Regions from separate parts of the Homo sapiens genome. Here region 1 is linked to region 2. A link is a loop called in an ENCODE intact Hi-C map of the cell type or tissue named here. Cell type or tissue: ascending aorta. All regions are shown on one strand. Each heading gives the region's core, and the rest is flanking DNA. Links, peaks and the distances in the headings are about the cores only. Region 1 overlaps PITPNM2 (phosphatidylinositol transfer protein membrane associated 2). Region 2 overlaps PITPNM2 (phosphatidylinositol transfer protein membrane associated 2).

Region 1 (15,000 bases), core at 4,543-12,542, 52 kb after region 2:
CACTCAGCCCTCTACTTCCTCTCCATAACCTCCCCATGCTCTGGGCTCTCTGGGCAGCCTTCTAACATGCGAGACTTATCACAGACCTAAACCTCACAGGGACGGACAGGCCTGCATTCCCATGTGGGACTAGGGCTGCCTGAGAGGAGGGACTAGGAAGCAAGGCCCTCGCTGCAGGTAGGGCTCTGCTGCTGCTACGGATGGAGATAAGTCCCTTCTTCACCTGGGATGGGACTTCATCCAAGGGGCTGGAGGTGGGGATGGGGGTACAGCATGGGGAGGTGGGGACGTGCCCTGGAAAGTCTGTGTCATTGCTGCTGTGGTCTGAGGCCCTGCCCATGTCATGAGCTCTCTTTCTCCTCAGGAGACAGTGACCTTTTGAGGCCTGTCACAGAGACAATGGCAGGAAGTGCCCCTCCCTGCCTGAGCCACGGGGAGTCCGGAAGGAAGCCACTGCCTGGGCCCAGGACCCTCCCCGCTGAGCTCTTGCCCAAGGGACACTGAAGCTCATGGCAATGCCAGAAGCTCTGCTCACCAATGCCGAATGGCAAACATCTTCAACTGTGAGGGCTAAGGGCAAATATTCTCCTTGGCTGGGACCCTCCTCTTTAAGGCAGACCCCTACTGTGAAAGACAGCCAGGCAGTAGGAGACACAACCCCAGCTACCCCACCCACCACCTGCCACCCCCACCTTCTGGAAGGAAGGGCTCTGGATTCCTCCACAGCAAGGAGCTTTTCTAAAAATAAACCCTGGTCCTTGAGCCCTTTCCTTCCTCAGTCCCTTGTGGAGGAGAGAGGAGAAGGAAAGATCTCGTTCTTAGCGAACCCCAGGGAGTGTGGCCTCCCTCCACCCCATGACTCTCGCTACCAGGGCCCGGTGGTCACTATGCCACAAACTCCCAAGCAGGGTGCAGAGGCATGGAGGGGGCAACCCTAATCATCCTCACATGGGGCCTGCCATTTTCTAGGGGAGGGTTTTGGGAAAAGCAGGTGGTACCAGCTCTCTAGTCCAGGATCTGGGGGGAAAGGATGGCACCCAAAGGCAAGTCTCCCACATTACAAGGTTCCCAGGTCAACAGCAGACACAGACACTTACTGAAATATTTCAGGGAAAATGATGCCAAGAATTCTGAGGTCCAAGCAGTATGCCGTGACAGCACAGAGGGAGGAAGGAGAGGCTAATGCGGACCCAGGCCTTGCAAAGAAATTTAGAGGAAAGGAGCTGTTTGAAATGGGCTTGGAAGGTGAAACAGGAACCTGACAGGTAGAGGTGGGAAGAGGGAATTTCAGGATGCTGGAACTGCATAAGCAAAGCGCAGAGAATGTACCAGCATATAAACTAGACGCGGGCAGGGATGCCTGTCTGTTTTGTTCACAGTGGCGTCTCTGGCAACTGGAATGGTCCCTGGTGCAAACTAAGTAACAATAAATACTTTATGGACAAATGAGTGGAGCAGAACAATTCCTGAAGACATTTTAGGTCTAAGTGAAGACCTTCGGATGAGGTGAGCTGCAAGGCCATGGTCTCTGCAAAGCCACTGCACTCTGGAATGCAGTTGTTAAGAAGGAATAGAACCTCCTTCCTGTAAGAAAGGAGACAGGAGACCAAGGCTGTGTTGAAGCAGCGTCCCTCAGAGCAATGTCAGTGCTCAGGCCATGCAGGGCAGAAGAGCTCTCACCGGGCCCTGCCTCGACTTGGCAGCCAAGACCTTTGGCAACAGGACAACCACGAGGCCCCAACCCCGCAGAACCCGAGTGACCCCTGGAGAAGCTGCAAGTCAGGGCTGAGTGTTACTATGTGCCCTCCCCTACATCCACTCCCAGTAGCTGGGACACCTTGGAAAGTGAATTAAAACAAAACAGAAAAACAAAAAATACAACATAGCACTCTCTCTTCTTAGCACTTGGAGGCCTTTTCACAGCAACTGAAAAGAATGAGCAATTAGAGAAGATAACAGTCCACGGTGCCAGCCTGGAACTACGGAGCCACAGAGGCAACTTAAGAGGCCCCATCACAACGTGCCCTATCTTCCCAGCAAGGATGAGGGCACCCGGAGAAGGGAAGGGACTTACCCGAGATCAGACAGCAAGTAACAGTTGAGCCTGGGCTGAACCAAGGGCCCTGTGAGTCACAGGCCAAATTTGAAAAACCATGCCATGTGCTTCCAGGTCTAGACTCGGGGTCCAATCCCAATCCCACCACTGACTAGCTGTGCAACCTGGAGCTGATATCTGCCATCTCTGAGCCTCGGCTTCCTGTGTAAAAAGGGACCCTAACAGGCACTGCTCATGGTTACTGTGGGACTTAGCCCCATGCAGCAGGGGCTGGGTACATTAAACCTACCCCCACCAGCATCCTCACCTCAGCTTTGCTAGCTTCCCTTGATGGAACATCCATCCTCCGTGCCTCCAAAGCTGAAACTAGCCAATGAGTGAACAGGAGAAGGGTTCATCAACATTTAGGAAAAAAAGAAGGAAAAATCACTTTACCTCCTGTTCCACCCAACAAAGGCCTTGGCATGGAAAATGGGGCCAAGGCCAGGGATTGTGCCTGAGACAAAGAAATACGAAATGGAAAGAAGCTTGGGAGGCCAGGGGCTCCTGCTGCCAGCTGGGGGTGGGAGGGGAGAGACTGCTACTCCCTGGGCCATTCAATCTCTAGACCTGGCACTCCCTGAGACTCAAGACAGAGGCTCAGGCCCACCCTCCACTCAGCCTTGGCTTCTCACTGTACATCCAGAGGGATGGTGCATTAAAAACCACACTCATGCTTGTTTCTGGGCCACTGACCATGACTTGCGGGCAGCTGAGCAAGGCAGCAGCCCAGCCTCTGCTCTCTGCCAAAGCCAGCGAGTAGCCAGAGCCTGAGCTTCCCAGCCAAGGCACAGAAGAAGCATAACTCCTGCCTGTCCTCTTCCATGTACTAAGGGTAGAGCAGGCCAGGCTAAGCCTCAAGAGCAAACAGAAAAGAGCCACTCTGGGGTGCTCTATAAACAGGAGAATAGCAGCCGTTGGGGCCTCAAAGGCTGACCCAAGCAGTTTTTATCCTATTTGGAATCGAAAGCTACCAGAGGCAGAACATCGGTCTTTCGTATTTAGTGAAAAGAAGTCAATATTTGCAAAAGCGTAATCAATAAATACAATCTACCCCACATTAATCAGATAAAGTCAGGTTTATAGTGTCTTTTTAAGAGACGGGGTCTCACTGTGTTACTCAGGCTGGAGTGAAGTAGTGCGACCATGGCTTACTGCAGCCTCGAACTCCTGGGCTCAAGTGATCGTCCTACATCAGCCTCCCCAGTAGCTGGGACTATAGGCATGTGGCACCTCACCCAGTTAATTTTTTTTTTCAGAGATATGCAGTCTCACTATGTTGCCGAGGCTGTCTTGAAATCCTGGCCTCCAGTGATCCTCCTGCCTTAGCCTCCCAAAGTGCTGGGATTACAGGTGTGAGCCACTGCGCCCAACAATAGTCCGGTTTTTAGGGGAAAAGGGAAACAGCAATAAAGTCTCCGTACCCTCAAACTCCAAAGGCCAGGGTGGCCTGCAGGGCCTCAGCTCTGGGAAGTAGGGTGCTACTGCACAGGTGGACGGCCTTACCTGTGGGTCTGAGAAGGCTCCACTGATGTCCCTGTCAAAGGAGGAGAAATGGGTCCCTAGGCTCACAGAAGGTTGTTGAGGACCAGGACACACGTGCCAGCATCCTGCAGGGAGAAGCACAATGGGAGAGGAGGTGAGACACCTGGACTCTGATCACTCCACACCAATCCAACTGGGAGACCCACAATGCCGATGGACCAAGAGGATTGAACAGGGGACATCTGACTAAAGGTGTCTCCATTTTACAAAGGGACCCAGCCCAGGACGATTCAGGAAGCAAGTGTCTAACTCAGAATTGGTGACAGATACACCCCAACATTGCCCGGCACCCCTTCTACTTAGGAAAACTGCTCAGGGAGTGGGAACTGAGACCACCAGCACACACCATAAGCCATCCTATTTTCAAAGGCCCCTGGAGCTCTGTCTCAAACCTTGATTTTTCACTCATGAACCCCACTGGGATTGGAGGACTTCAGACCGCAGAGAGGAGGCTGGAAAATGAGGTAATGCAGGAAGAAGAGTGGGAGACACAGTCCGAGAGGATGGCGTCCTGATGCCGGGACAGGGGCATGGTCATATTGTGGGGTGATGCAAATGGCTTCCAGCCTTCCAGCAAGCCCCTCCAGCTGGGCAGAGTGTGATCTGACTACCCAGAGGCCAGAGACAAGCATTCAAAACAAAATGAAAAAGGTGGAGAAATGGATTTCCAAAGAGTCGCAGGTCCAACAGCCTCAGAGATGACAAAGTCTTCACAGGTACCACTGAAGCCACTACCCAACCCAGGGCTCCTACAGGGACCACAGACAAGCCGGGTAGCCCACCTCGCAGCTCAACACACATTCTTGTTTGCCTGACACACATACAAGCCTCCTGACCCTGGGCCCAGAGAGCAGGTAGCAGCCTACAGGGCTCTCCAATGACCATGACAGAGAGGCTGCTTATCTGCTGGCTATGGAAGCTGGGAGTGTTTCAGGAACTGATGCCCAATTCCAGGGCAACCCTGCTTTAGGAGCTGAGGACAGGCATGGTGGGGGTCTCCTCAGACACCAGTCCATGCCCGCTAGGGGCAAGCACAGCCCTAACAAAGGGAAATGGAATGGTGGCTGGGGATGGCAAAGTTATCAACTGCCAAGTGAACGGCCAGACAGAGGAGGGAGAGTGGAATTGGGGAGGTGTGAAGATAGCTAGCAATACACAGCAGTGGGAGGTGTGGCTGCAGGGAGCGGGCGGCTCTTCCAACCCCGCCACCGCCACCGCGTCCTGCATGCCCACCCCCGTGCAGGCTCCTCTGTGGGACTGAGGCTCCATCGCTGTCCTGCCCCAGCCCCTTGTCTCCACGGCTGCATGTACACACCCACATACACACTCAACCCCCGGAACAGATGAAACAGCCCAGGCACCCACAGCAGAGTGGATGCAGGTCCCAGCCCTCCCAGTGACCATGAGCAAGCTGGCCTTCCAGCCTTGCCTCTACATGCCACCGTAGGCCACAGTTGAGGCCAGCAACTCTGAAGTCTCCCCATGTTCGAGGTGAGGAAAGCTGTTGAGAGGGTTGAGGGTTTGCCATGGTAACGCACCCATCAATGGCGAGCCAGATTTGGTAGACCAGCCCCGCTCCAGCCCACCACAATGCTTCTCGGCGGGTGAGAAGGGCAGTGGTGACTCACACCCCACAGAATTAGATCCACAGGGGCTATGAGAAAAAAGCACTCTCAGAACGCAAAGAGAGGCACTGCAGGGAATTATGTTTCTGACTAAAAGTATTAAAAGTGAAAAAAGTGAATGCAGGGTCAGGCTAAGGAGCCAACCCAGTAGGCAGCTACTTGGGGAACAGACCTCTAGGGGCAGGGGGCTCAAAACATCCCTGGAAAGAAATTAAAATGTGCTGCTGGCTAACTCAGTTTTCCTCCAGTGACCCCTCACATAAATGGTAAACAGTGAATCTGTCCACTGCCCTAAGGGGACATGGAAAGTCACAATAAAACACAATTCCTTGCTGGGGTTTGTTGCATGTAATGTACGTTCCATACACACGTAGTCACAGTCCTGGAGGGGAGCAGGGCATCCAAGACCAAATAATACATCGTGTTGCTGTTTCCCAGGAACAAATGTCATTTCATTCCTTTAAGTTTTAAATCCAAATCTTCAATATACTTTTTTTTTTTTTTTTTTGAGATGGAGTCTTGCTCTGTCACCCAGGCTGGAGTGCAGTGGTGCTATCTCGGCTCACTGCAAGCTCCGCCTCCCGGGTTCACACCATTCTCCTGCCTCAGCCTCCTGAGTAGCTGGGACTACGGCGACTGCCACCACGCCTGGCTAATTTTTTTGTATTTTTAGTAGAGACGGGGTTTCACCATGTTAGCCAGGATGGTCTTTATCTCCTGACCTCGTGATCCGCCCACCTCAGCCTCCCAAAGTGCAGGGATTACAGGCGTGAGCCACTGCACCCAGCCTAAATCTTCAATATACTGCTTGAATGATTTGGAAAACTGCAGGGGAAAGAAAAACAAAACAAAAAGATACCTTAGGGGACAAGAACAACAGAAGTCAGAATTGCTTTCCTAAAAAATTTTCAGATCCCTGACTCTGTTTCAGTCCAAGAAAGTGAATTAGCAAGTGAATCTGTTTCTCTATATGATTCCTATTAATAGAATATCAGTCTCTCCTCATCCCCACTAAATAAATGTCAAACAAACACTTAAAGAATACCAGTTTGATGGGGTGCCAGCTACTAGCCTGCCCAGACGTCCACACGTCTCAGGCTGGCCCTTGTGGAAAGTGTAAGTTCCAAATGAGTGGGTAGTGCTGCCGAAGTTAAACACTGCTGTCTCCAGCCTCCGTTGACATGGCGACTGTGAGGCAGGTGGCTAAGGAATGGGTAGAGAGAGACCCATACGTATGGTAGGTGGAACCACGGCAAACTGTCCAGAGTGCTGACAACAGACCATGCATGGCCTTTGACTCCATCTGGAGGCATGGTTCCTAATTTTTTTCAATTTAGATATAATTCACACACCATAAAACCCGCCCTTTTAGCCAAGTGCCATGGCTCATGCTTGTAATCCCAGCACTTAGAGAGACCAAGGCAGAGGATCATTTGAGCTCAGGAGTTCAAGACAAGCCTGGGCAACATAGTGAGACCCCCCATCTTTACAAAAATTCATAAATTAGCTGGGTGTAGTGGCACATGCCTGTAATCCCAGCTACTCAGGAGGCTGAGTTGGGAGGGTAACCTGAGTCTGAGAGATCAAGGCCGCAGTGAACTGTGATCACACCACTGCACTCCAGCCTGAGTGACACAGCAAGACCATCTATAAACCCAACAAACCCCCCCACCCTTTCAAAGTATATAGGTCTACGGTTATTAGTCTACTTACAATGTTGTACAACCATCACCACTATCTGATACCAGAACATTTTCATCACCCCAAAAAGAAAACTTGTACACATAAGCAGTCACTTCCCATCCTCCCCTCCTCCCTGCCCCTGGCAACCACTAATCTTTCTGCCTCTATGGGTTTGCCTATTCTAGATACTTCACATAAATGGAATCATATAATATGTATCCTTTTGTGTCTGACATCCTTCACTTAGCATAATGTTTCTGAGGTTCACCAATGTTATAGCATTTGTGTCGGTATTTCATTTCTTGTTATGATGGAGTAATATTCCATTATATACACTACATCTTGTTTATCCATTCATCCATCGATGGACATTTGGGTTGGTTCCACCTTTTGGCTATTGTGAATAAATGCTACTGTGAACATCGCTGTACAAATTTTTGTGTGAACATTTATTTTCAATTCTTTTGGGTATACACCTAGTTATTCCTAATTTTTTAATAAGATAACATCACTTAATTTAAGACAAGTAATGCATCTGTATTTTGAAAACCTTCAAAACTCAAAAGGATAAAATGGTTAGAGGGTGAGAGTAAGTTTCTCTCTTGTCCCTGTTCCCCAGCACCCAGTTCCCTGCCCAAAGGCAAATTCCAGTTTCTGGCGAATCCTCCCAGAGACCGCCTATACATATACACCCTGCTTTATTTTAAAGACAGCTTGCATGGGAGGAACCTGGCAACTAGATCAGGCCGGAATCAGGCTGGAATCAGCCCAGTAACGCCAGGAAATGAGCACAGTCCAAGTGCCATTTCTCCCCTTTGTCCCAGTGTGCCCCTTGGAAAGCCATGTAGCCTAGAAGAGGCCACGGAACTGGGTGGCAAGAGGAGTCCTGGAGGTAGGTAGGTTCTGAAATGTGGTCCTCCATTTCCCAGCTATGAGGCCTCACTCAAGCAAGCTGCTTAACCTCTCTGGGACTTGGTTTCCCTATCTAAAAAAGAAAGTGGATACTGGTACCTAATTCATAGAATGGCTGAAGAGTCGATGAGCTAAAGAAAGCAAGTGCTTAGCACCATGCCTGGCACACAGTAAGTGCTCAGTGTTTTGCTGCCGCTGTGATTACTACCGCTGCTTCACCTCACTGAGCTGATCTTCAGCTTCCTCCTCCGGAAAATGAAGGAAGGCACCTCCCAGGCACAGTTACGGTGTAGACCCGAGATCCCTGCATGAGGGCCAGGCGTGCTACAGCCTCTGAGCAGTGGGGACTCAGGGAAAGTCAGGTGGCTGAGATGTGTCTCCAGCTCCCTGCATGCTGCTCCAGGCCCTTCTGAGGCTGGGTCTCCATCCTCTCACCCGCCCACCTCCCTGTATTCTCCCAAGAACAGCTCTGAACCCTCCACCATTACCCACCCTCCCACAGGCCAAGAGGAGGAGCTGGCATCATGGACCCCATGCCTTGGGCAGGCTGGCTGGCTGGATTTCTTATTTTATGACCCTACTCCCCCTCCCTTCCATCTTCTTCAACAAACACTGTACTCTGGAGCTGAGCTTCTCTTTCAGAAGCCCAGATTATTGGAGGCAGCAGGGAAACCCTCAGAGACGTTCAAAGTGGAGAGACCTCCAGTGAAGGTGGAAGCATTTGCAGGGCCATTAAAAGACTGTTAGGAGCGATTTTTCTCTCTGCTGGCAAGTGGCAAAAGCAGAGCCCAAAGAACAAAACCCAGACCTGGGAAAGCAGAGCAGGGGAAGAGAAACTGAACAAGCCTTGCTGAACCATGCAGAAGTTGATGGAGGGAAAAAACCCAATACGCGCCCGCACACACACACGCACACACACACATGCACACACACACACATACACACACGCATAACAAAGAGGAGAAATTCTTAGCCTGCAGCAGTTGGTAGCATTATGTAAAATCCCAAGCCCACAAAAATATCATTTGGATGATAAAAAGTTAAATTTAGCTAAGTACAGAGTGACTAATACTATGAGGGAGAGGCAGCACCCCCAGTTGCCTGGAGCTGATACAGCTGGCTTTTAGAAACTTTTGACAAGTAACCAGGGCCTTGTGCAGCACAGAATAACAGATTATGTAATAGGAGGCACCACCATCAGCAATACAAAACACAGCACAAGCGTGCAGCCTTCTCCAAGGGAGGGAACAGTTGGGTTCTGGTTTGAGTGGCTCCAGTAGGACCTTGCTTGGGCCATGGGAACCTGGATATTCCAGAGGCATCCAGGAGCACAGCCAGGCTTTGGAAGGGTTTATGTGAATGGGTCTGCAAAGATCTTTTCCCAGGGTGGTTGCCGGGGACTGTTACTTTGGTGGCCTTCAATGAGCCATGCCCTCGTGGAGTCCCCTCCCTTTTAATCTAGCCTGGCCTTGTGGCCTGTTTTAGCCAACAGTATGGGATGGAAGTAACACTGTGCCAGGTTTGTATCTCTAAGCTTAGGGAGGCCTGGCTAAGAATTGAAAGCAGGATGCAAACAGGTATTTCTGCACCAATGTTCACAGCAGCAATCTTCACAATAGCCAAAAGGTGGGCACAACCCAGGCATCCACAAACAGATGAACAGATAAACAAAATGTAGTCTATCTACATGATGGAATGTTAGCCTTAAAAAAGACAGACATTCTGGCCAGGAGTGGTGGTTCACATGTGTAGTCCCAGTGCTTCAGGAGGCCAAGGTAAGAGGATCACTTGAGGCCAGGAGTCCAAGACCAGCCTGGGCAACATAGAGAAACCCCATCTCTACAAAAAATACAAAAATTAGCCAGGAGCAGTGGCACATTCCTGCGTCTCAGCTACTCAGGAGGCCGAAGCAGGAGAATTGCTTGAGCCCAGGAGGTTGAGGCTGCAGTAAGCCATGATTATGTCACTGCACTCTAGCCTGGTGACAGGGCAAGACCTTGTTTCAAAAAAAAAAAAAAAAAAAAGCAGGAGAGGAGTGAGGAGAATGAAGTGGTGGTGGCAGCCTGGATGCTTCTGCATTTGAACTCTAGGGAAGCTGAAGCCAGGTAAGAAGCCAACCACTTGTACCTTGCCCAACGGGTGATGAGGAGGGGAACGGATGTTCCAGCCAGCAGCCCTAGCAGATACAGCCAAGCACCAGTACCATCTCACCAGCCACAGGAGTGCAGCCAGCCACCTTGTCAATGGGTCCCCCACCCCAAGTAGTCAAGTTGTTCCAGCTGACACCAGTGGCACAGGGATGAGCTAACCTTACCACTGGGCCCTGCCCAAATTGCCACACTGTGAGCAAATAAATAAAATGGCATTTTGCATCACTATGTTTGGACGTACTCTGTTAAGCAGCAATAGGTAACTGATGGTGGCCAAGCTCTCTAGCGGGTTTGCAGGAAGTTCTACTTCCATCATAAGACTCATGAAGACCTTTTGTATCCTCACATATGAGAGTTGCTGAGAGACGTTAGTGCTTAAATGAGTCTTAGGAAGAGAGTAGTCTTCCACTCCCAATATCCCAATGGAGTGAATGCTGAAATGAAGCCGGTGCTGAGTTTCAAACAGCGGTCGTGAGGCTGGGGAATTTCTCCAGTGATCCTACGGAGTAAGCTGGCCATCAGATGATCAACTCAAGCTGTCACTTAATTACACGACTCTCTATCTGTGCAGAGCAGGGGTTTGCACACTGTGGACAGAGATATGGATGGGATTCCCTGAGTGCAGTGAAGTGATCATTGGCATGGGATTGAGACCAGAGTTCTGGCTGCTGACTCTGGGTAAGTCAGCTCGGCTCACTGGGCCTCTGTTTCCCCATCTGTAGAGTGAGGAGGCTGGGCTTCATGACCTCTGAAAGGGTTCTCAGTTCAGCTCCAACATTCTACAATCCTATGATTTGGACAGAAGGGAATACTGACCTGTAATCCAAAGCCCTGCATCAAGTCCAATGACTTGCATCTAGGTTTGCAAGGCAGACAGAAGTGCTCACTGGGCTCCTCAGACGTGTGCCCCTGGAGCCCTGCTCTGCTCTCTGTGCCCTTCATGGATTTGTTCATTCATTGTTCAATATCTCACTATGACAGACTCTGGCATGGTCCAATTTCCTCTCCCTAAATCATATGTTTAGCCCCCTGGACTCTAGGTGAGGCTACGGGACTAGTTATATGAGTAGGGGAGGTCCACCACTTCAAAGCCTGGCCCCCAGAATGCCCCATGCAATCTCCTATGCTCCCTCTTTCTCTGCTTACCAGCCAGCTGACTGCACAGATTCACTGGAGAACTCCAGGGGAGCCCCAAGGGATGGGAGAGCCACAGTGTGAAAGGATCCTGGGTCCCCAATTCACCACATGGAGGCCACTCACAGAGCATGCAATTCAACTAAGACAAGAGTGGGGATAAGCCTTTATTGTGATAAGCCACTGAGACTAGAGAATTGTCTAGCAGTTAGCATTACTTAACTAATACATTCACCAAATTGATACTAATTGTCAGATATGTAGGAGATACACAGGAGAATTAGGCTGAGGTCTAATCTTAGCCTTCTTAGAACTACCAGTCTAGGTGACAGTTCAGGGAGATTGGATACAGACCAGTTCTGTACTCTGCGATCATGATGGGAACCTGCTCAAGCTCTATCCATACTGCCTGCTTCCAAAAACCTTACAACATAGGCTCACCACATTTTCCCACCAAACATGAGATGAGCAAAGAAAGAAAGCAACCAAACAGGAGGGAGAAAATCTCTATCAAGGCTCTAAATTGAGAACAATCTAAAAGCAAATGAGTAAAATCTTAGCTGTGTGCTTCCTGGTAGGCAAAGCAAAGAGGGAAATATGCTGGGTCACAAAGCTCTTCCCAATAGTGGAAAACATTAGTTCATGATGAGAAACAGACATTGTGCTTGGGAAGAGTTCTGAGGGGAATGTCCACGGGGCCAGTGTGTGAGGGAATTTGTGCCTGGGAGGAGGAAGCAAGAGGAAACCAAGCTAGCCTGGAAAGCTGTCAGCCTCCAGGGTGTACGGACAGCTTTGCAGCCCCGCCTGCGGCCTGACTGGCTCTTAACGGAGAGCTCCTCAGAGTAATTCTTCATCCTCGTTAATGTCAACACGGCAGCACCATGATAATGATGGAAAATATTTACATACCATACCACTGATGGGTTGTTTAGACCATCTGGCTACTGGACATGGTAAGTATTGTCGAACACATGGCCCTTCCGCAAATACTGTGCCTTAGTGCTGATGGAGGCCAGGCTGCAGGGACGTGAAACAGTGTCACTCGGCTGTGTCCGTGTGGCCTGTGTCCACTGTCAGCTTTAGTCACCTGCAGGTCAGGGGCAGAGATCTCCAGCTCCCACTCCCAGATGTATCTGGGCTCAGCGTTGATGACAATAGCCTAACTATTCCCTTTACCAAGGGCCTCTTCAGGACTCAAGTGATCCAACAAGACTTAACGCAGCAAGACAGCTCTGATTCTGTGGCCACCTGGGGGATTTCTCCAATGATCTCCTGGGACTGCTGAGAATGCTCAGAGGAAAATTCAGCACAGTTCATTTGTGTTTGAAGCAGCTTCTGCCTAAGCTTTGTCATGCTCGGGAGGTAGGGACAAGGATTAGGTAGCACAACTAAAGGCTGTGCTCTATCTAGAAGCATAGAGGATGGTGATTTTTTTTTTTTTTTTTTTTGAGACAGAGTCTTGCTCTGTCACCCAGGCTGGAGTGCAGTGGAACCATCTTGGCTCACTGCAAGCTCCGCCTCCCAGCTTCACAACATTCTCCTGCCTCAGCCTCCCAAATAGCTGGGACTACAGGCACCCGCCACCACGCCTGGCTAATTTTTTGTATTTTTTAGTAGAGACAGGGTTTCACCGTGTTGGCCAGGATGGTCTTGATCTCCTGACCTCGTGATCCGCCCGCCTCGGCCTCCCAAAGTGCTGGGATTACAGGCGTGAGCCACCGCGCCTGGCTGAGGATGTGATCTTAATCACACCTAAATGAAAATTTCTTCGTTCCATCCATGTGGCTCCATGAGTACTAATATCAGGCTGAATACAGAGGCTTTTTTTCTGGGTCAATGCTAAATATTTCTTCTTTTTCTTTTCTTTCTTTTTTTTTTTTTGAGTTTGGGGTGTTGAGTGGCTTGTTTTATTATTATTTTCTTAATTTTAGTAAGCAAGAAAAAGTTCTGTTGGGAGCCCGTTCAAAAGTAGCAATTTTCTTAATGGGAAGCATACGCTTGCCACCCACGTGAGGAGGCTGTGTCAGCTCAGCAACCATACTGCCCTGTGAGTATGGTGAAGTCGTGTTACCTACTTGACAACCAGTGAGTCAAAGGGAAACTCATCACAGGTGCCTGTATGGCCTGCCGGGGTTTTGCTGCATAGCCGACAAGGGCTTTCTGAGGGCACACCTGCAGCAAAGGCCTGGCTTTGGTTTTGTCAAATATGAACCCGCAGATTTAAGGTCACCTTATAACTAACACCCTCTAAGATTTAAAATGCCCCAACCAGAGCATTCAGGACCTGAGTTCACGGACTGGGTTCAAGAGCCAGTTTTGACTCCAACTGGCTGTGAGCTTCGACGGCCCCTCACCTCCTGGAATCTGTGTTTTGGCTGTGAAAGGAGGGGTAAGACAACAGGTGTCTAAGCAGCATTCTGGTCTAATAGTCACAGGTTGGCTGGGAGGCACTGGCCCAGGGCAGCAGCCTCCTTGTCAAGAGTGCCATAGGAGTTCCTTGGTCTTCTATAGGACTAGTGCCTTTCTCTCTGCAAGTAGAGTGATGACCACAGACCTCTCATATGGAGAGTGGATCATGGAAGAGTCAGAGCCCTCAGCCAGATGTGGCATAAAGCTAATTCACTGTCAGTCACACCCTGGCCAGTGAGAGTGAGCTCACATCCACATCCTCTAAAGGCACTGAGATGTAGTGGCACATGTTTCCTGAGAGTAATTACAGTCTGGGATGATGACCTTTGCTGGTACAACACCTAGCACCTTAGGGCAGGATGGCTGTGCAGAGGCCACACAATACCTCTGCAAAGCTCCTCCCTGCTGGTCAGACACCACAGCCCCAGCAGGGACAACCTCTCTGAGCACCTACTCTGAGCCACCATGTCATTCTAAACAAACATCTGCTCTGCTCACCTGCTCTTTTTGCAAAAGTTATCTGAGCCCCTGGGGAAAATGGAAAAGCATAACGAAGACCACACCCAGATCACTGGGTGCTTCACTTGAACCAGCCTCCAAAACATCCGGCAGCAGGCCAGAGACACACTTCTTGTTTAAACACAGAGAAATGAGACAGCCCCAGGTCTCCCAAGTTAGAGAATAGAATCTTCTCAGAACACACAGCTGCTGCAGGCCCAGCCCAGGCTCCTTCTCTGGGGAGCTGACTCTGGCTCCAGCCCTCAGAGGCCTCTCTGCTGACTCCCAAACCCCAGTGAGCAGGTCAGCGCCAGGCCTGGCCAAGCTCTCACCGGTTCAAGGAGAAATGAGAACATGGCTAATGGGCCAAGCTGTTCAAAGAGCTCCAGTTTGGTGGGGTATGGTGGCACACACCTGCGATCCCAACACTTTACGAGGCCGAGATAGAAGGATCTCTTGAACTCAGGAGTTTGAGGCTGCAGTAGGACATGATCATGCCCTCCAGCCTGGGCAACAGAACAAGACCGTGTGTCAAAACAAACAAACAAAAATCAAAAAGCTCCACTTAGTTTCTTTATTCTTAGATCTTTCCTACTTCTTAGTGTTCCTTTTGTTCATGAGATGATAGCTACAGTGAATTATACCTTTTTTTGTGTTTGTGGTTAAATACGCATAACATAACAATTACCATAATAACTTTTTTATTTTTATTTTATTTTATTTGTTTTTTGAGACAGGGTCTCACTCTGTCATCCAGGCTGGAGTGCAGGGGCATGATTACAGCTCATTGCAACCTTGAATTCCTGGCTCAAACAAACCTCCTGCCTCAGCCTCCTGAGTAGGTGGGACTACAGGCACGCACCACTACATCTGACTTTAACATAATTTTTTTTTAGTAGAGGAAAGGTCTATGTTGTCCAGGGTGGTCTCTAACTCCTGGCCTCAAGCA
Region 2 (15,000 bases), core at 3,469-11,468:
ACAATACTTGGAACTAAAATAAAACCCAACTCAGTGACATCTTGATGCAGCTTTGTAGGAACAGCAGGCTCCTGTGTACACACCGTTCTGCTCTGCACGCCTATTTGTAAATTAATCACACATCAGTAGACTTGGCTCAGATTCACATGTTTCTGGACCACTGTGAGGGTAGCTCAGGCTATGGGATCTTCCATTCAGCTTCAAAACCAGATCCTTTCAACAGATTCTGGGTGAGAATTCTTCTTCTTGCCAGGCTCTCTTAAGCCACCCACATCTTGCTCCCTTCCCCAGCAGAAGCAAACAGGGCAGAGGGAACGGTGACTCCCCACAAGCCCCCTCCATAAAAGCATCCCCAATATACTAATATCATAGTTTGAAGACACACACACACACACACACACACTTGCAAGATGTTAGTGAAAGCACGACGAAAAGAAATAGAGTGGCACCTTTTTATGATGTGTTCATACTCCACCAGCCAATGTCCTGCCTCTGCCTCTCCCTGGGGTTCTTTCCTGTGGTGTTAATCTCACCTCTGCTCCACCTGGATCCTAGAACACTGCCCAGTCCCAAGCCCAGTTGGGCTTCCTTGAGTTCACTCTTAGGAGCCCTGCAGCTTGAGTTCCAGGCTCTGGCCCTGAGGTCAAGGCAGTGGTGATGAGTCACAGCTGCAGGTCAGTGGAAAGTGACTGCAGCGTCAGGCCAAGCTTGGCCACTTACATGTCTGGCATGACAGTGGCCTCAGAGTACTCGTCTGAGAAGAAGAGCTATCACCTGAGCGCTCTGGAGAACTTAGCCGGAGCTTTCAGGCAGTCTGGGAGCCTACATGGAGGCGTGTAGGCTTATGTCTCATGTCCACGTTGCCCGGGAGACAAAATCCTTTTCTATTTAGAGCTGCCCCAAAATGTTCTGCACCAGCTTCTCACTGCGGTGGCTTCACCTTAGCATACAGGTATGTGGACGGCCACTGTGCTGGCTCACCTTGGACACTGCCTTCATGGGCCTGGGTCAGGTTCTCAGTCAGCAGCTCTTGCCAACTCCAGGAGGCCCAGACCCAGGAGTGGCCTCCTGCTGCCGGACACGAAGAGGGAAAGAGCTGAGCTGCCCGGCCCTCTTCTTCTAACAAGCCCTCCTGGGTTGACAAAGAAAGTCTCTCCCTGCACTGGGTGACACTGGACACTGTCCCTGTCCTCTCCCGGGATGCCCCAGGCCAGGGGCTGGGATAGCCTCAGGGCCTGGCTCTCTCCATACCCAGCCCAATCAGGGGTCCTGTGCCCAAGATCCTATCAAGATGGGTGCTAAGAATCACAGAGAATGGGGACAACCTGCAGGTCCCTGCAGGACTTTGCAGACCCAGGAGGTGGCAGTTCACTGAGGTCTAGCCCCTGGCCTTGAATGGGAACCAAGCAGGTGTGAACTGGGAGTAGAGGCCACCGATCTGCTGCTCAGCCTTGGACAAGTCAGAGTACTCAGAAGCCTCGGATCCCAAATGTGAAAGAGAAAAGCGCGTCTGAGTGTGTGTGAGAATTCCTTCCTAACCGGGGAGCATATCTTCAGGGCAACTTCAGGTTAAAAATCTAAATTCAGGCCAGGCGTGGTGGTTCACGCCTGCAATCCCAGCACTTTGAGAGGCCGAGGCGGGTGGATCACCTGAGGTTGGGAGTTCAAGACCAGCCTGACCAACACGGAGAAACCCCGTCTCTACTAAAAATACAAAATTAGCTAGGCATGGTGGCACATGCCTGTAATCCCAACTACTCGGGAGGCTGAGGCAGGAGAATCGCTTGAACCCGGGAGGCAGAAGTTGCGGTGAGCCGAGATCACACCATTGCACTCCAGCCTGGGCAACAAGAGCAAAACTCTATCTCAAAAAAAAAAAAAAAAAAATTTAAATTCAAAAACAAACAAAAAGAACTTCTTCCTAACAGGAACATTCAGAAGAACTAAGGAAAGAATGTCTCTGAGGGTGCAAATGGTACCATTGGTCTCCTCACCCTACAAGTATTTACAAAGTGCCGTAGACAAGACCGCATCTGAAATCAGAGCTGGGCGGGAGGCAGGACCTGTGGTTTCTAAGTGCTCTCTCCACTTCCCCAGGCAATGGGCCTATGGACACCAAAGCTGGGGCGCCCGGCCAGAACCTGAAGCCCCAGGGCACATAGAGGCTGTAGGCTCTGGTGGTGACGGTTCATCTGAGTTACAAGCGGCTGAGCCTCCTGGGCTCCCCACCGCGACGCCCACCCCTAGTTGAGGAACAAGCCCTAGGAGGCTATGGGAAAGAAGGAGGGGGAAAGCAGAGCCATCTGGCTTGTCCTGAATTATTAACCACAGAGGAGGAGGTACAGCTAAGGCCCTGGGGGAATCAGGTGCAGCTGCTCTCAGAGTTGGAGAGGGGAACTGGAACCCTTTTGCAGATCCAAGGGATCCAGAGGTTGGAATGTGACCCTCCGTGCCAGCTGGGCCCCAAGTCCCAGGGACCCCTCCTGTACACCTGACAGGTGCTACCTCCTCTCTGGGCCACTAGGCAGCAAAAAACAAACTATGCCTTCATCCCCTGACCTTTTACTCTTCAAAGTACTTACGAACCCACGTTCTTCACTTCTTCTTTTTGGGCATTTTGTCGGAAGGATAAACCAAGGCCAGGTGAGATCAGACAATTCAGCCAAGGTTGTAGGGCTGCCAGGGAGGTGGTCAGGGTGTATACCAGGTCTCCGTCTCCAATGCCACCATGGGGTCCCCTCCCCAAGAATTCCAAGTCACCCATGGCTGAGCCATGGGAAGAACACCTGCTATGTCTCCCTCTAATTTGCCTTCTGCCTCCATCCCTTTTGATTCTGGCCCTCACCAGCACTCCCTGGGTGTCAGAGACAGCCTTCTAATTGGCCTCTATGTTTCCAGTTTGGTTCCTCTGAAATCCTCCTTCTAGAAACCATTAGAGGACATCTTCCCAATGCAGATGCAACCATGTTTGCCAGCTCCCCAGAATGTCACTGGAAGCCATCATGCCCCACCCACAGCCTCTCCAGGGCCTCTCTCACTCCACCATTCACCTGCTGTTCCCTGCTGTCATTCTTGTTGTTCCCTGTTTGCGGTCCTCAGCTCCAAAGCCCTCAAGAGCAGCACCTGCCTCTTACACCTCGGCCCCAAGCACTGCAGAAGCTGGTAACTGTTGCCTGAGGCATTTGCTCAAGGCCCCAAGCGCTGTAGAAGCTGGTAACTGTTGCCTGAGGCATTTGCTCAAGTGCTCAACCCCTGCTGGTTCTTTTGTGGAAAAAGCCCTTTCCCACGGGGTCCACCTGGAAAATTCTCGAAGTGTCTATTAAGAATCAGCTTACACAGCACTCACTCTGAGAAGCCCTCCGAGACTACTCTGGGCAAAGCTGAGTGCCCAGGTGCATTGAGAGCACCTCAGCCCCAGCTCCCACCACACCCCATTCCCATTGTCTGGGCCCAAACCATGAAGCTCAGGGCAGCACCCGCATCTGCTTCATTTCTGCATCTTCAGGGCCAAGCCCACAGCGAGGTGCTCTACAGATCTCCATAAGTACTTAGGAGAGGCACAGCTGTGGGGGCAGAGGTCAGCATCTAGGCAGGGAGAGAACCAGGCAGGGAGAAGGCCAACCAAGGATATCACAGGCTGAAGAGCCCATGTGTTTCCAGTCAGAGAGGAGGAGCTCACAAGCATGGGACCTTTTCTGGGGGCTCTTCCAAGGGCCATCTGGAGAGCAGTGAGTCAACCAGCCACCTCCTGTGTGGCTCAGCCCCTGCCCCTTTCCGTAGCAGCACTGAGCTACATAGCCTGAATTTGGTAAAAGGTCTCGGATGTGGGGCAGAGGGCCCAGAGAAGGTCAGGGAGGAACTGCCTGGGAAGCCAGATGCCCACAAGGCTCTGTGACTTCACTTCCAGGGTTCGGTCTGTACTCTCTGCAGTCAGGAGTACTGTCCCAGCTTTACCACCTTCTGGCCCTTTAGCACCTGGCCATACACACCCACTAATGCCCCCAGAAGGGTGGAGGCCCACTTCTCCCCCAGAACAAGCTTGACTGATTTGTTTTCATATCATCTGAGCTTCTCTCTTGGACAGTGGGAAGCTGGGAGCTCCACCCAGGCTGCACACAGGACTGGCTTGAGGGCCATAGAGCAGGAAATAAATGGTGAGCTTGTAGCACAGCAGGGACAAGGCAGAGCCTAAGAAAGGGCCCAGAGTCTGGTGTATGCCTGATTCTGTGGCTATGAAACATCCGGAATAGACAAATCCATAGAGCTAGGATGCAGACAGATGGTGGCCAGGAGCTGTGGGGAGGGAGGAATGGGAAGTGACTGCTTAAAAGGGACAGGGGTTCCTTTCAGGGTGATGGAAATGTTTTAGAACTAGATAAAGGTGGTGGCTGCACAATCTTGTATGCATACTATATGCCACCGAATTGTGCACTTTTAACATGTTTAAGCTTACTGAATTTCACCTAAAAAGAAACGAGGAAAGAAAGGTCAGGCAGAACTCCAAGTATCAGTTTCCTTTTTTTCTCCAAGTCCTGGCAGCGCTCCCTTTTCTGCAAGCTAGCATCCTGGCTCTTTTTATCAACCCCCAGGCCCCAAGGGCTCAGAGCACAAATCGAGGGTGAGTTTTCCATGTTGACCTTTATTTTTTTATTTTTAACCAAAGATGCTCCAGCATACTGCAGGAGAAGGAACTTGACTGGGTCACCTCCTGGTTAAAACCCTTCAAGAATTCACCTTCATTCACCAAAGCACCCTGAGCTCCTTGCCTTGGCACTGGAAGTCTTTGCACAGGCTGGTGAACTGACACCCTCACCCGTGAGGACCCAGCCCGTCTGGGTGCCATCACCTGGGTCTCCACCTCCACCGGGAAATTCTGACCTACTAAGTTGACCTAGCTCCTGACCTAACTCAAGAGCCACCTTGGCAGTAAAGCCACCCTGACCCTGTGACAGTCCCTCTGCCAAGCCCCCAGCGCCTGACACTTCCACCCAATGCTCACTCAGCAGCTCATCCTGCATGAATGCAGAGTGGCCTGGAGGGAAGTGACTGCACACAGGATATACAGACTCTCCCACCACAAATAAACAAGCGATTCTGTCAACAAAAGAGCCAGAAGAAAACTGCACTCCTATTGGAAAGGGATGAGGAGCGCAGAGGCTGCAAGGAGGGTACCAAGTCAGAGCTGGGAAGGCCCAAGGCAGGGTGGAAGGTGGAGCTCAGAGAGGGTTCCAGGGTCCCTGGGTATAGGCACGGTCCTCCTTATAGGTCACCACCTAAGGGGGCAGCAGTCCTTAAGGGTGCCAGGTTGACATAGGTGGGGTCACAAACCTCAGAAACTGAAGAACTTGCAATCCAACCCTATCATTGGGTAGATGGAAAAATTAAGGCCCAGAAAAGGGCAGACAGTTGATCTACTCATCCTTCCACCTATGCATCCCTACTCGCATCTACCCATGCATCCCTTCACCCATGCATCCACCTATCCATCTACCCATGTAGCTACCGCGCCATTCACTCATGCATGCATCCACTGATCCATCCACCCATGCATTCATCCACCCATGCATCCATCCACCCATGCATCCATCCATCATCTACATAGGGCAGGGGTGGGACTAGAGCCCAGAGCCTCTGCCTCTAAACCCAAAGGTCTTCACAACGGGTCACAGTTGACTTCTTTACACTCACGGCAGCTCTGGGAAACTTTCTGACCCCTTAATGGGTATACAGGAAGAAAGACCCTGCTAGTGGAATGGGGGAAGGGTAACAGGGCTCATGACAAGGCACGGTCTATGCAGGATGCCTGCCCTAAGGCCAATCCTCATCAACAGCTCTGTGAGGGCAGCCAACCCTAAGCCCACTCTGCAGATGAGGAAACAGGAAACAAGCTCTGGAGAGGTCTGCTGACGTGCCTACAATCCAAGGATGGTTAACCACTACAGCCATAACCCTGTCCCAGATCTCTCCACTGTCCAAGAGTAGGCCCTCTCACTGCACTATGGCACGTCAGGCATGGCTTGGGCAGGGTGGATAGGAGGCGTCCCAGTGGGCAAGAAGCTTCTCAGACCAAAGGCTTCTGAGCCAGGGTCAATGTGGTGGATGGTGGGAGTCATTGGTCATCACAAGATGATGCGTCTCACAGGAAATGGGAAAGAACTTGTACACTGGGGAGTCAGAAAAAGGGGGAAGCCTGGGGCTTTCAGGCCCTGACAAAGCTCCTGCATCCAAGGGAGCTTCTGAAGGTTGTAGGAGAAGGTGGCTGCTAGCAGGGTCCCCAAGAACAGCTGCCGACAGAGTTTGGACAAAGTTATGCCATCTCCCTATGTGCCAGTGGCTTCAGAGAGTTCTGGAGGAAAGACCCAAGAGCCGGAGCAGCTATGAGGGCTGGCTGCTGGGAAGAGATGGAGTTGGGTGCGGAGGAAGGCACAGGTGTTCTAACAAAGGGACTCTGAGAAGCAGGAACTACGGTGTAGAGGTAGGCGGTAAGTTCCTAGGGAGGCCCTGCAGCAACTGAGGGGCCCCTGCTCCTCCTCCTCCTTCTCCCTGCCAAGTAGAGCAGCCTGGCTTGCATCTGTCTGCTCCCCTCCGGTGCACCTGGGACCCTGATGCTTGCTGCTTCCCATTTCAACAAATCCAGGGAGACAGGTTCCTGAGTCCCCAGACTCCCTCCCAGACAGGCAGCCAGGTGGAAGGGAAAGTTTGGGGTCCAGCGCCTGCACTTCTCATCTCTCCGTCCTTAGATCTGATACTTGCAACTGAGCCTTGGTTTACTCATCTGTAAAGGGAGGTGGTAATACGTCCAGTGAGGGGGTAGAACACTATGCCTGGCAACCAAGATGTGTTCTGTCACCCACAGGAATACTAAAAATATCTAACCCCTGGGCACTGCTGCTGGCTGTGGGGCTGGGGGAATCCTGGAGGTGCCTGTGGACAGCATTGCCCACTTAGCTCCAGAAATCCCAGGGAAGGGACAATAAGGGGGACGGGGCAGGGGCAGAGGCTATTTACCAGCAAAAAAAAGTACAGCACTCTTGCTCTTGGGGCTAGATGTATCTAGGATTTCAGAATATCCTGAACTTTAGACAGGTAAAGCTGCATATCTCAGCAGCATCCAATAAACAAATACATTGAACTCTCTGCAGTGAAAGACATGAATATAGAATACATAAAGACTATAAATAGCCTCACTTGGACTATAAATAGCCTCACCTCAGTTCAGGAAAAATTTTGCTGCCAAATGAGTTACAAAAAAGTGTCTGGTTTTCAGTGTGCTGGATTTTGGAATTGAGGATAAGGAATTGTGGATCTGCACATCAATGTTTTCACCACATATCTGTGTGAACCAACTGCATATCACCCCTGCTTCACCCCACTACCAATGCAGGACAGATGAGGGGTGACATGTGCTCTGCCTCTAAAACTCACCAGGCCCTGTGACCTTGGGGAACACAGTCCAAAGAGATGAGTCACACACGAAAGCAAATGTGCACACACACACAAACAGCAATGCCTATAAATATATTCATAACACAGGCCTGCGGGCACATAGGTCCACAAGGACGCAGAGCCCAGCTCTGCTGACGGAACCTGTGTTGCCCCAGGGCCCGCTGACCCCTGCTCAGGGCAAGGCCTGTGTTTCCAGGCCTGTGACTGGGCAAGCAAGGGTAGGCAGGAATGAGGAACACGGCAGGGCTTGGTGGTTGAGAGCTTCCTCATCTCTGCAGTGTGGAGAAGGGGCAGGTATGCCAGGCAGACCTGGCTCTGGTACCAGCACTGCCACTGCCCAGCCGGTGGCCTTAGATAGGTGGCCTTGGGCAGGTGGCCTGCGCCCCTGGCTGGGCTGCATTTCTTCACCTGCAAAGTCTGAGTGAAACAGGCCTCTTGGGCTTGGTGAGAGGCACACAGGAGCCCCCAGGGCTTGGCACACAGCTGGTGCTTAGGAAGTGCTTGCTGACTCTGTTCTGTGACGTTGCTTAAATGCATAATATTTAAAAGAGGGGGCTAAAATAAGTGGCCCCTTCAGTCCCAGAAGCGTCTCCCTCTCCCCCAGGGCTCTCTTTGGAGGCAGAGCCCCTTGTGGGTCTCTGTCCTACACCAGGGCTCTCTGGTCAGAATGCAGATGAGACCTACTGGATGCTCTGGCTGCCAAGAGCAGCCCCCACGAGACCAGGCTCCAGGTCTGGAAGGAAAAGCCTAGAGCAGGGACCCCTGGAGGAGGGGTCACAGCATTGCAGGCAGAACTCAGGCTTTGACATCAGAATGGTGCTCTGATCACACAGCTCCACCCCTCACTTGGTCTTAAGGAAGTTACTTAAACTCTCTGAGCCTCAGTTCTTCATTTTATAGGTGAAGGTATGTGGACCTTCATTTTATAGGTATGTGGACCTAGTCCAATACCACACACACCTCATAGGGTAGTAAGGGGAATAAATTAACAGACAATCAATGTAAAGCACCCAGCACACAACACCCAAGCAACAGCAGCAGCCGCTATTATTACTATAATGATGATGGTGATGGTGATGGTGATGCTGGGGATCAGCCCTGCTAAAGAACTGTGTCCCCACACTCAAAACAGTCAGGACTAGGGGAAACAAATCATTGATATCATTTTGTCACTATGCATTATTGCCAGCCTTCCCAGGGTTGGGGCCGTTGCTCACTGTTTCGACCCTCCCAGCAACGCTGCCAGCAGGCAGACAGACGCACTCTCCCCACTCCAAATTGGAAAATGGAAACCAAGAGAGCGACAGGGACTTGGTCAAGGTCATCGGGCAAGTCAGTAGCAGGGAAGGGATGAGAACTCCTCATTCTGGGCCCAGGGTGACACCAAACCGATCCCAACCAGCACCCCAAGGCCTGCAGCCCACAGGAGGCTCTCAGCCACCACGGGGCACAGGTATGTGCAGGAGCATCAAGACCTGGGCTGGGGGTGGCACAGGGCAGGGGAGCTGAGGGGAGTAGGGAACCAAGACATCTTTCAACTGGCCCAAGCCCATCGCGCACAGTCTGGCTCCTCTATCTTTGGCGGGGAGCCTGGGGCTATTTCGGGAAGCTCTGCGCACAGCCCGCCACTTCCCTGCCAGGCTGACTGGGTCAAAAACAAAACGAGCCCAGCAACACCCCTGTGTCAACAGGGTGGGAAGTGAGGAGGCACTGAACAGCCCCAAATACAACAGCAGGAACAGGAGAAAATCAGGGAAGGTTGTGGGGGTAAGCACATCACCCTCACCCTGCAAAAAAAAGCTAGTGGGAAACAAACAACACAATGAATCAGATGCAGCAGGACACAGGGAGTGACTAGCTCTGGGGCCAGACCACGTTCACATTCAAGCCTTGTCTTTGAGCAAGTCCTTTACCTGCTCCAGGCCTCAGTGTACCCATTTGTGGACCACCACCCACCTTGGAGGGTTGAGTGGGATTAAATGAGGTGACAGTGAGGCACTGGGCACCTGAGATGTCCTCAGCCTGGGCCTGCCATGCCCTGCTCACCCTTCAGAGCCTTGCTCAGAGTCTCCCATTGGGACAGCTGAGCTACAGCCCCCATTCTGCAGGCACTTGCCACCCACAGCCGCTGGAGGCCCCTGGACGGCTGCACAAGGCCCTGTCCATCCTTGTGCAACTGCAGTGCTGAGCCTGGAGCAGCTGCCTCATCGGTCTGTGAGGTCAAGCTCAAGGGGCCACCCAGAAGGCTTTCCGAGAGCATCCAAAAAACCAGAAGAAAGGGTGAAGAGGTCCCCGATGGCATCCAGGGTTCCCCCATAGCCCTCCAGTCACTGTCATGGGGCAGGCAGCAGGACTCAGCTCATCTCTAGCTGCTGCTTTGCAGGGGCAGCATGAGAGCCACCTGGTGCCAGGGACAGCGCACAGGGCTCTGCCCAGAGCAGGTGCACAGCAGACACTGGAGACGGAGTCAATGGGGAACCAACGGGGCTGGCAGGAGAGGCAGGAGGATGCAAGACAGGAACAACCATTTATGGGGCATTTCCAAGGCACCAGGCTCTGTGGGAGCAGCTGACACACCTTGTCCCAGCAGATTATGTCTTTTTGACAGGTAAAAGCAAGGGGCCCAGAAAAGGGAAAGGATTTTGGCAAGTTGGTGTGAGACTTGCAGGAGGCCAGCAAGCTCAGAAGGGCTGTTCATTTTAAATGATTAATTGTATGTAAAGCCTGTGGGTGTGAGGATGAGGAGGCAGCTCCCCAACAGGCACCCTGGGCTGGCCTGGGAGCCTTAGGGGACATCATCCCCAAGGTGGTCTGTTGGTTCTCTCACAGCAGGAGGATGGGAAGGAATGGATGGTGGTCAGGCAGCCACAGGGGCACTGGTACTGGCAACACTCAGCACTTCCTGCATTCAGGGGCACCCTCTGTCATCCTGGACAGCAGAGACTTCTAGAAGTCAGATGCAGGAAGTGCTTCCCAGAGCAAGATTGTCTTTCATTAACTGCTGGAGACGTGGGGCAGAGACTCACCCAAGGTCTGCAGCAGGCCTAAGCCTTGTCCCTTGTTGTATCCAGCCCTGTATGCGTTTGTGTGCGTGTGTGTAGACAAATGTCACCTTCACAGCTGAGGTGTCAGTGTGTCTCATCTGCGATGGGCCAGGGGAAGGAGATGAAAGCTCTTGCAGGTGCCATGTGTTGAAATGGCCACTCCACCATGTGCCCAGTGATGTATCCGAGAGGAGCTCAGGGAGCCAGGGCTGGATGCAGGCAGACAGCCTGGCCAGGAAGGAGGCCAAGTGTCAAGATCGAGCAAGGGGAGGGCCTGACGAGGGGTAGAGAAGACCAAGCTGGGAAACACACGGAGTGGGCTGGTGCAGGCAGGGGCAGAGGGTGAGGGGCCGTCACTGTAGATGCCCTGAAGACTGAGCATTGTGGGTACTCCCCACAACCCACAAACTCATGAGCCAGCCAGGAGCAAGAGCAGGGGTCTGGCTATGTATGCCACCATCATCTCCACTGCCTTTGTGGAGTGAGTCCGTGACCTCACCCCACAGCTGTTGGGGGTGGGGGCATGAACCTCTGAGACAAGCACAGACTGAGAGCTGGGAGACAGACAGACTCCTCTCTGCAATGCCCATCCTGTGAGAGGGGCTTAACCACCCCCTGGGATGGGCTACAAGGTACTGCTATTAGAGAAAGTTCCTATACTGAACAGTTTGCCCCACTGGGACTCAACCTGGGGTCTTGATTGACTTTTTGGAGCCACATGCAGCCTTTCTCCTCCAGGACACCTTAAAATACGTGTCTGACTAGTACACCCTCTCCACAGTGGCTGCCTACTGGACCCCCTCGGCTGCTCTGGGCTCTCTGATTCTACTCGTGGAGGCAAAGTCGCCCTTGCTGATGACAGGGCCTGAGGCTGCTAAAAGCCCTGGGTGTGTTTCCTGGGACCCGCTGCCAGGCCACACTCCCCGGCCAGTGCAGTAGGTTTGCCCTTTATCTGGTGACATTCTGCCTGCTGGGTGCAAGGGGTTGAATAGTGCAGCCCCCTCCCCAAATTCACATCTAACTAGAGCCTCAGAATGTGACCTTATTTGGAAATAGGGTATTTGTGGATATGATTAGTGAAGGATTTCTAGATGAAATCATACTGGATTGAGGATGGGCTCAAAACCCAATGACTGGTGTTCTTATAAGAAGAGGAGAGAGTCTACAGCCATGGCCATGCATGGTGGCTCATGCCTGTAATCCCAGCACTTTGGGAACCAAGGTGGGTGGAACACCTGAGGTCAGGAGTTCGAGACCAGCATGGGCAACATGGTGAAACCCCGTCTCTACCAAAAATACAAAAATTAGCTGGACATGGTGGCACATGCTTGTAATCCCAGCTACTCAGGAGGCTGAGGCAGGAGAATCGCTTGAACCCAGGAGGCAGAGGTTGCAGTGAGCCAAGATTGTGCCACTGCACTCCAGCCTGGGAGACAAGGGTGAAACTCCATCACACACACACACACACACACACACACACACACACACACACACACGCAAAAGAAGAAGAGGAGAGGACACAGGAGACACAGGAGAAGGCCATGTGAAGGCAGAGGCAGAGACTGCAGTGATGCAGCCACAAGCCAAGGAACACTTGGGGCCACCAGAAGCTGCAAGAGGCAAGGAAGGATTCTCCTTGGAGCTTTCAGAGGGAGTGTGGTCCTGCTGACAGCTTGATCTGAGACTTCTGGCCTCCAGAACTGTGAGAGAATAAATTTCTGCTGTTTAGGCCATGCAGTTTGTGGTCATTTGTGACGGCAGCCCCAGGAAACTAGTACATTGGGTTTGTGGCATTGGGAAACAGGACACACTCTGAGCTGACCACATATAGGTCAGCTAGTGTCTCCTGCTCCGGGCACCCTGCAGGAGAACAGCCAATGGGTCTCTTGGCTGGAAGGGTGACACTAGCATCTGGGCAGGACTGAGGCAGCCTGTCACCAGGCTGTTAGCAGGGCTGCAGCCCAATTAGCTCAGGGCATGCGAGGAGCCAACGGTGAGAAACCCGTCTGCATCCAGGCTCTTAAGACACTTGAGGGGAAGTAGTCATGTGGCCCAAAGTGCACTGGCCTCCCCCTGCCCAGCCTCCCCACTTTCTCCACCTCCCCACATGGTACCTGAACAGCTTTTTCTAGGCCCCCATGTCAGGTCAGGCCAGCTCAGCTTTGCTAAAAATCCACGGGCACGGCCGGGCACGGTGGCTCACGCCTGTAATCCCAGCACTTTGGGAGGCCAAGGTGGGCGGATCACAAAGTCAGGAGATCGAGAACATCCTGGCTAACACGGTGAAACCCCGTCTCTACTAAAAATACAAAAAATTAGCCGGGTGAGGTGGCTACTTGGGAGGCTGAGGCAGGAGAATGGCGTGAACCTGGGAGGCGGAGCTTGCAGTGAGCCAAGATTGCCCCACTGCACTCCAGCCTGGGCGACAGAGCGAGACTCCATCTCCAAAAAATAATAAATAAATAAATAAATAAATAAATAAATAAATAAATAAATAAAAATAATCCTTGGGCACACCAGCCCTAAGCAGACAGCCTTAAGAACTAACGCAGGGACTGCAGGTCTTTCTAATCAGAAATGCTTGAAGCGAGATCTGAGAAATACTTAACAGCCCCCTAACCCCAAGGGGCTCAGCATCCCCTACCTGTCTCCACTTTTGGAGACCCTCCCATAATGGGGAGCTGAGGGAGTTGGCCAAGACTTTTGGAAGCTTTAGGACTATGACCAAGGGTTTCTCTGAGATTCTGCAGAGTTTGGAATCTCAGAGAGCTCCAGCACTTACGAACCCCAGGCACCTCCACCACCCCAACACCATAGGCTCTGCCCACTTCAAGGGACATGGTCAGGACAACTGTAGGATTGATAATGTCAGAGCCAAGATGGTTAAGTCCAGCTTTTCTCAAACTGAAGTACAGGGATGAGCTGCTTTAGAAACACCCAGTGAGCTTGTTTAAAATGTAGATTCCAGGGCCAGGTACAGTGGCTCACACCCTTAATCCCAGCACTTTGGAAAGCTGAGGTGGGAGGATTGCTTGAGACCAGGAGTTTGAGACTAGCCTGGGCAATATGGTGAGACCCCATCTATACAAAAAAATTAAAAATTAGCCAGAAGTGGTGGATTGTGCCTGTAGAACCAGCTACTCAGGGGACTGAGGCAGGAGGATGACTTGAGCCCAGGAGGCTGCAGTGAGCTATGATTGCACCACTGCACTCCAGCCTGGACAACAGAGTAAGACCTACTCTCTAAAAAAAAAAAAAAGGAAAAAAATGCAGATTCCTATGCGCTGCTCCCAGACCTGCTAAATCAGAACCTCTGTGTGAGAGGCCTCAGAACCTGCGTTTTAAACACATCTCCTGAGGTTATCAGGAAGCCCTCCAGAGAATGAAACACGGGGCCTGGTACAATCTCCCCTGCAGACAGATGGAGAGACTGGAGACAGGACAGGGATTGCTGCAGGCCACGCAGCAAAGAAAAGGCCAGAGTCCACACCTCTCCTGGGCTTGCTGGGGTCCCTATAGGCCTGGAATCAGATGGCCAGAGTCCTCTGTGCTCAAAGAGCCCTTCCCCCAGGTGAAGCTTCCTCGCCTTCCAGGCCCCCTGGAAGCCTTCCCAAGCCCCGTGGGCCGAGTCAGCACCCCGGGCACCTTGCGCCCACTTTCCTTTTGGCATTTATCAGACTGCACTGTAGCCACATGTTTGCCTTGGAGCTCAGGGCCCGAGCCTTGTTCAAAGTTGTGTCCCCAGGGCTCGGCCACAGCAGTTGCTTAATAAAGGTAGGTACCCAGCAAATATTTGTTAGATAAAAGATTTTAATTCCAAACTCTGTCCCAGAACAGTTGTCTGACCTTGGGCAGGTGACCCAACTTCCAGGCCCCTTCCTGGAACAGATTCTGGTCATCTGCCCTGACCGTTTCCCAAGGTGACAGTGAAAAGCCAGATGCAATGCACTCAGGAAGCTGCCCAGCAGTGGGGCTCTGCACCCGGTGCTCATATGACAAGCAGGGGCTCACTGAGTGACTGGCAAGGAGCTAAGAGTCCCCAGGTTGGCAAGACCCAGCCAGGAGAGTCTGCTGATAAGATACAGCCCAGGGACAGACGAGTCCAGAGGTTCTACTAGCCTTGAGCCTGGGGCAAGAGGTCGCCATGCCCTGGCCCCTAGCCCAGCTCTCTTCACTGCTCTTGGGGCTTAAATCATGCCCTAAGCCCATGTCCACTGTGGGGAGCAGGGACTGGGCCCTGAAAGCTATCAGACTGCAAACAGAAGATCACATCAAGTGGTGGTAACAAGGGCCTGGGAGCTGAAGCAGGTCCCTGGCCTGTGTGGGCCTTAGTGTCCCAGCTATAGTGAAGGGGTTTGAGCTGGACCGTATCCAAGGGCCCCAGGACCGTGTGGGCAATGGCACCGCTGTCACAGCTGCTGTCATCAGCACCCTCAGGGCCTCATGGCAGGCATTCATGTTGGTGTGGGCATCAGGGAAGGTCTGCTCCTCTGGACAGAGGCCTCCTAGA

The links. Hi-C counts contacts between places; a loop is a spot of excess contacts. Peaks named below come from ENCODE experiments on the same cell type or tissue, not always from the same donor. Only the 100,000 strongest peaks of a DNase experiment are listed, where the experiment ranks them.
Region 1: a loop joins it to region 2, with 3 times the contacts of the local background. A loop is called at or near these places in 14 of 110 quality-filtered maps.

Annotation. Positions count from the first base shown.
Region 1 is chr12:123,106,784-123,121,783 of GRCh38, forward strand. PITPNM2 (phosphatidylinositol transfer protein membrane associated 2) reads right to left here. Exons shown (of 26, transcript NM_020845.3): 2 at 3,602-3,705. Among named protein-coding and RNA genes, the nearest start is that of PITPNM2-AS1, 33 kb to the left of the region's middle. RefSeq lists enhancers at 352-561, 400-1,140, 11,643-12,456, 12,457-13,270. In ascending aorta, for the core only: no CTCF peak of the experiment used is centred there; a DNase peak (open chromatin) is centred at 8,908; H3K4me3 peaks cover 442 bases; H3K27ac peaks cover 2,082 bases.
Region 2 is chr12:123,055,513-123,070,512 of GRCh38, forward strand. The region is part of intron 2 of PITPNM2 (phosphatidylinositol transfer protein membrane associated 2); the gene reads right to left. Among named protein-coding and RNA genes, the nearest start is that of PITPNM2-AS1, 18 kb to the right of the region's middle. RefSeq lists enhancers at 2,982-3,483, 9,309-10,171, 10,330-10,831, 14,807-15,000. In ascending aorta, for the core only: a CTCF peak has its summit at 8,205; DNase peaks (open chromatin) are centred at 7,562 and 9,049; H3K27ac peaks cover 4,904 bases.